2 separate regions of the Mus musculus genome follow, and region 1 is linked to region 2. The links are chromatin contacts, found by Hi-C in ENCODE. All regions are on one chromosome and are shown on one strand. The core of a region is the stretch at or near the end of the contact, and the rest is flanking DNA. Distances in the headings are between cores, read along the strand shown. Region 1 overlaps Pik3r6 (phosphoinositide-3-kinase regulatory subunit 5). Region 2 holds the start of Pik3r6 (phosphoinositide-3-kinase regulatory subunit 5).

What was found. Hi-C counts contacts between places; a loop is a spot of excess contacts on that map.
Region 1: a map of CH12.LX shows a loop between it and region 2 (1.8-fold over the local background). The contact joins the enhancer-like site here to the promoter of Pik3r6 in region 2. A Hi-C loop is called at or near these places in 9 of 37 maps with a recorded cell type or tissue (CH12.LX, T-helper 17 cell, adrenal gland and 3 more).

What each region holds. Positions count from the first base shown.
Region 1 is chr11:68,543,604-68,546,303 of GRCm38, reverse strand. Pik3r6 (phosphoinositide-3-kinase regulatory subunit 5) reads right to left here. Exons shown (of 20, transcript NM_001081566.2): 15 at 2,619-2,700; 16 at 2,257-2,327; 17 at 1,494-1,584; 18 at 389-507. Among named protein-coding and RNA genes, the nearest start is that of Mfsd6l, 11 kb to the left of the region's middle. Within about 2 kb of position 1,350, at least 2 of the 3 ENCODE cell types and tissues checked have a DNase peak (open chromatin) inside an H3K27ac peak, as active enhancers do; they include heart, where a contact is called at or near this core.
Region 2 is chr11:68,501,703-68,504,402 of GRCm38, reverse strand. It overlaps Pik3r6 (phosphoinositide-3-kinase regulatory subunit 5), which reads right to left and starts at 1,384. Exons shown (of 20, transcript NM_001081566.2): 1 at 1,156-1,384.

The sequences.
Region 1 (2,700 bases), core at 101-2,600, 42 kb before region 2:
GCCATCAGAGAGCAAGAAAATGGGTGAGTCTCATACCTTGATCACTAAATGTCAGCCAAGGCAAAGCCAAGGGGCAAGGTGGTCAGAGAGGCAATGAGGATATGAGAGCTGCTATGTAGGAGTCTGGTTGAAGAGCAGTGGTGGGGATGACATGTGTGGGTGAATGTGGTTGTTAGGGGTGTTAATTCTCAAATGGGCTGCAGATGGAAGGAAGACAGGGGCTCCGTGTCTGCCTTATACCACAGAGTCTTTGCGTTGCCCACATTGATTGGAAAGTCCCACGGCAGGTGTGAAGGGCCACCATCAGCTTCCCCTCTCTGAGTACTTTCCCCTTGGGCTCCCTTACCAGCTGCCTGTCCCCGCCCCCCTCTAGTCCATACAAACTCACCGTAAATGACCTTCCTGCCAGATTGGAGGACTTGACCACCTCTGTCACACTGACGTGCAGACAGGAACAGTCTGTGGCAGAAGCAGCATTTGGTGAGGTACAGTGGAAGAACCCTGAAACTGAGAGAAATGGGGGGGGGGTTATGTGAGTGGGAAGCTGGAGATTCTGGGTCCTAAGAAGACCCTGTATGTCTGTCTTCCCATTCTGCCGCCAGTTTACCCTCAGCTCGCCTGGAAGTGACCTTTTATGAAAGTATTATTTCTTGAGTTTCTTCCCTTTTATGCCAGTTGTCTCTGTAAGAACACCGATGCTGGAAGCAAGGGGATGCCAAGTTCGAGACCAGCCTGGTCTAAGGAGGAAGGCCACAAATAATGTGAGCAATGAATGACACAGGGGGAAAAATCAGCTTATATAGACATAGCACGCCATCAATATTAGCTTTCACAAAGAGCTCCTGGGTCCCTGGAAGGACAAAACGTGGTGACACAGACTACCAGAGCCAAACACATTTTTCAGGGGCTTAATTTAGCAGCACTCTGTTAGGTGCGGGACATTTTTTTCCCCTGAGCATGTGAACTCTCTGAGACAGATATTATCAGTATTCCTAACTCCTTCCTGAGGGGAAACAGAAGCAAAGAAAATAACTTCAAGGTCACCTCCGCAGGAGACTCAGAACAGGCTCTGAACCAAGCATGTTCACTCGATGCTCCTCTCCGCTGTCCCCCAGTCACTCCATTTCATTCGTTCATTTATTTTTATTTTGGAATAATATGTAAATCCAACATTTCCCAGGGGAAGGCTGCCAGCTCTGCAGGCCTAATTCAGAGAGGGGGCGCTTCTGCTCCCAGGTCCTTCTACCTTCCAGCTTTGGGAGCCAGCCTCAAGGCTGGGATAGCTAGCTTGTCAGCCAGTGGACCACCTGGGGGCTGGGGTCCTGCTTTACTCAAGGCTGCCTGGTTTCAGCCAACCACCCTCTGACCCCTGCCGAGGCCCCGCCCAGCTGCCGCCTCTCAACCTTGGCTTCCCTATTTCTTACCCTTTTTCCTCCTCCCTGATTTTCTCCTCATCCCTCCCATTTCCTCACTCTGCATTCCCAGCTCCTCACCTTCAGTGTCACCAGCTGGAATGGCCTTCAGGACCAGCCCGGTGGCCCGCAGAGAAACAGTGACCTCTCGTGGTCTGTGGCTGAGCAGGGCCTGGGGATGGGAATTGAGCAGAAGAGGGAGTCCCGAGGGCTTTCCTTTCCCCTGCATCTTCATGTCTCGCTTCTCCCAGGCTTCCACCCTACCCTGAGGTTCTCCTTGGGTACTGATACCAATAAGGGGCATATGGGCAGAGGCTTAGCCATTCTTAATCCCCAAGGAGCCAATCAGACGCCTAGATAGGTAGTTCACAAGGAAGAAGGTTCTGAGCAAGAAACTAGCTTGCTTTCCTTCTTTCTTTCTTTCTTTCTTTCTTTCTTTCTTTCTTTCTTTCTTTCTTTCTTCTTTCTTTCTTTCTTTTTTCTTTTCTTTTCTTTTCTTTTCTTTTCTAAGCTGAGGTCTCACTATATAGTCTTAGCTGGCCTCAGGCTCACAGAGATCCACCTGCCTCTGCTTTCCAAATGCTAGGCTTAAAGACATGCACCAGTGTGCTCACCCAACCTCTAATTTCTTAGAGCACACTGCCTCCTTGTCTACATGTAAGGTCAACCTCGTCCCTACACCATCGTTGCAGATTGCTCTGGAGGCTGAAAGAGTCTGGTGGTATCTTCAAGAAAGGCTGGGGGATCCCTTTGGCTCTGTCTACAACCCCCACCCCCACCCCAAAGGCTGGTTTTCATTCACTGTGCCTCCTAAGTTTTTGTTGGTTATGCCAGTGACACTGACCTTCTGGTAGCACATGGACAGCTCAGCTCCTGTGCCCTCAGCTGCCCCTCTCCTTCGAGGTGAAGAGCCCTCTGAGGGAAGACAAGAGGGGGTAGAAAGTGAGAGCCCCTTCCCCATGTCTCCCAGGCATAGCTGCTGGATAGACAGGGCAGCTGTTCCTGGATGGAGAGGCAACATCTGAGAAGATGGCCTTTCAGTCTGGGAGTGCCCTGAGACAGAGGTAAGTGTGGCCCTGGCATTCAGCAGGGTCCCATGACACAGTAAGGTGACCATGGGGCTGACATCTGGTGAGAGACCAGAGAGTGAGGGTAAGGGGCAGCTGAACCAGGGTGAGCTCTGGGAAACGGGGAGCAGAAGCTCACCTTTGGGGGACTTGGAGTCTTGGATCTTCACCTTCAGCTCTGTGAGGAAAATGTCCTCTGTAGGGTCGTGACTCAAGCTGGT
Region 2 (2,700 bases), core at 135-2,634:
CTCTCTCTCAATCTCTCTCTCTCTCTCTCTCTCTCTCTCTCTCTCTCTCTCTCTCCCTCCCTCTCTCCTCTTTCTTACTCCATACCTATTTACAAACCTGTGGGCTTTTTGCATGCTAGGCACGGTGCTGTGCCACTGAGCAACAGCCCCAGCCCTCCTCAGCTTTAAAGGAAACACCATTGCAGCCCTTGTCACATAGGATGGGCAGGAGAACTGTGCCTGGTAAGACATGAGACCTGCCCGGAGCTAAATCAATGAATGAGGATAGTCCCACACTGCATCTTTTGCCACACAAAGTCTCTAGGTCTCTGCTCCCTCATCCTCAATCATATATCTACTGACCTGCCTCTGAGATTTGCACTCTGGGCTCTCTCCTCCAGGGGTGCTCCAGGGCCAGCCTCACCTCTGCATATAAGCCCTCCCGATCTCTGAAGCTTCATCCTGATCTCACCTCACTTTCCCTATATCTGTCTCCAAGTCCCGGCTCACCAGCAATTTTTTGCCTTATATTACTGTATCAGACAACCAAGGCCTTGTCTCAGCCCCTGGAGCAGGAGGCCAACAACCTAAGAGCACAGATGCCCCTCCCTGTACCCCCTCCTGGTCTCTCTGTGAGAGTGTGAGTGCACGCACACACACACATACACACCACACCAGCCAGCCCTGACAGTCACTAAATACCCAGAAGAGAGATGGACAGATGACGTCTTGGAAGCAACATAGACAGGGATTCAGGATTCTCCCTGCTCGCTCATTTATTCTGTGACCTGCTGCGATTTACTTCCCTGCGCTGAGTCTTGGTCTATTCCTGACCCAAGATGGGCATTGAAGCACTTACCCACCCAACCTCTAGTTCCTGAAAGAATCACAGCTATACAGCATTGGCCTTACCCTATTATCGCTAACAGGCACAGAGTTCGAGGGGTAAAACAAGAAAGGTCTCCTCACAAGATCTTGGGTCCTCTCCTCATTGGAAAATAGGTTGAACAGAAATAGCTGGCAGGTGCTCTTACTGTCACAGCAGGACCAGCCTTCTGAGACGTGGGCTCCTTAGGGCTCTTCATCCACCAGCCGCTTCCATGTTGAACCTCATCTGGGTCCAGCCCTGTCTCTCCCAACTCCCTCCTCAGACACTCTGCCCCAGTCAGAACCTACCTTAGCTGGACCACAGTTGTCCACGTCCCCAGACCCTCCAGCCAATGAGCTCCTGAGGTCCTGTTCAGGAGGCCAGCAACCCCAAGGACCAGATGTCCCAAAGGAGCCAAAGAGAGCTTGTCGTCCTGACTGTCCACTCTAGAGATCTGCAGAAAAAGTTCTTCCTCACACAGCTAGTCCTGTCCCTCCCCTTCCTTCCCCTTCCCCTTCCTCATGGCCCACAAAGCCCCTCCCAGGCATATCCTGCTGAGGCTTTTTTTTTTTTTTCAAAGAAGTGGGTGTGGTCACTCACTGTCCCTGGGGGTTCCTTATTCTGGCCTAATGCAAGTGACCTGTCTGGAGGGATGAACATTTCCACAAGGGATGGATATGTCCACTCTCATGCTGATGAGGTTCTGAAGCAGAAATCTAGCCTTTCCAAAGGTCCAGGTACCCCACTTATGTCCCATCCTACGGTGGGCATGAGGGACCAGATGTCTGTTAACCTCCTGACATCTGACATGCACAGGCTGAACTATTTCACACCAAACCAGCATCTCTGTCACCTCAGAACAGAAACCCTGTGTCATCCCAGCATCTGTCCCCCACATTTGCATCTTAGACCACATCAAGTCTGCTCAGCACTGCCTCCCCAGCCTGTGGGCTCTGTCCTGAGCTGTGACAAAGCCTGTCCTTGAGCCACTTCCTTAATCTCACCCCTGAGTAGCTCCTCACTGCAGCCTCTCCGCACCCTAGTGAAGGTTCTTAACTACCCAGGCTGCCAGGTGTGGTGGTCCATGCCTTTGATCCAGATGCTTTGGAGGCAGAAGCAGAGGCAGGGGCAGAGGCAGAGGCAGAGGCAGAGGCAGAGGCAGAGGCAGAGGCAGAGGCAGAGGCAGAGGCAGAGGCAGAGGCAGAGGCAGAGGCAGAGGCAGAGGCAGAGGCAGAGGCAGAGGCAGAGGCAGAGGCAGAGGCAGAGGCAGAGGCAGAGGCAGAGGCAGAGGCAGAGGCAGATCTGTGAGTTCAAGGCCAGCCTTGTCTACATATCCAGATCCAGACCAGCCAGGGCTGCATATTGCTAGCCTGTCTCTAAACAGACAAACAAAAACCATCGAGGCCATGGGACTCTCCTTCCAATGTTTTTCTTGGGTCATCTCTCTTCTCGGGGAAGAATAGGAAACAGGGCAAAGGGGCAAGAGGAAAAGCTGGGCAGGAATGTCAAGAAGGGACCAGTGGTCAGTGGTGGCAAATGTCAAGGCTAGGGAAGGACAGTTTGGGCACTGAGAGGAAGCTCCACCTCCTTGGCCTCCTCTCATTCCACCTCCCTCTTCCCCTCCTCCTCTATCTCAGACTTGAAATAAAAAACACAGGAACATCTCCAACACACTTTTTAGGCCTCTTTTAAAAAGTCACAGACTCTATGGTCACATCCTATTGGTAAATTGGCTCTGGAGAGTGTCAGGCAGATCAATAGTGATACTGTCTTTGAAGCACCTAGATCCAGTCATGCCTAAAACCCTGTTGCCTAATCTACTTCTAGTCAGCTCATCTATGTGATCCAAATTT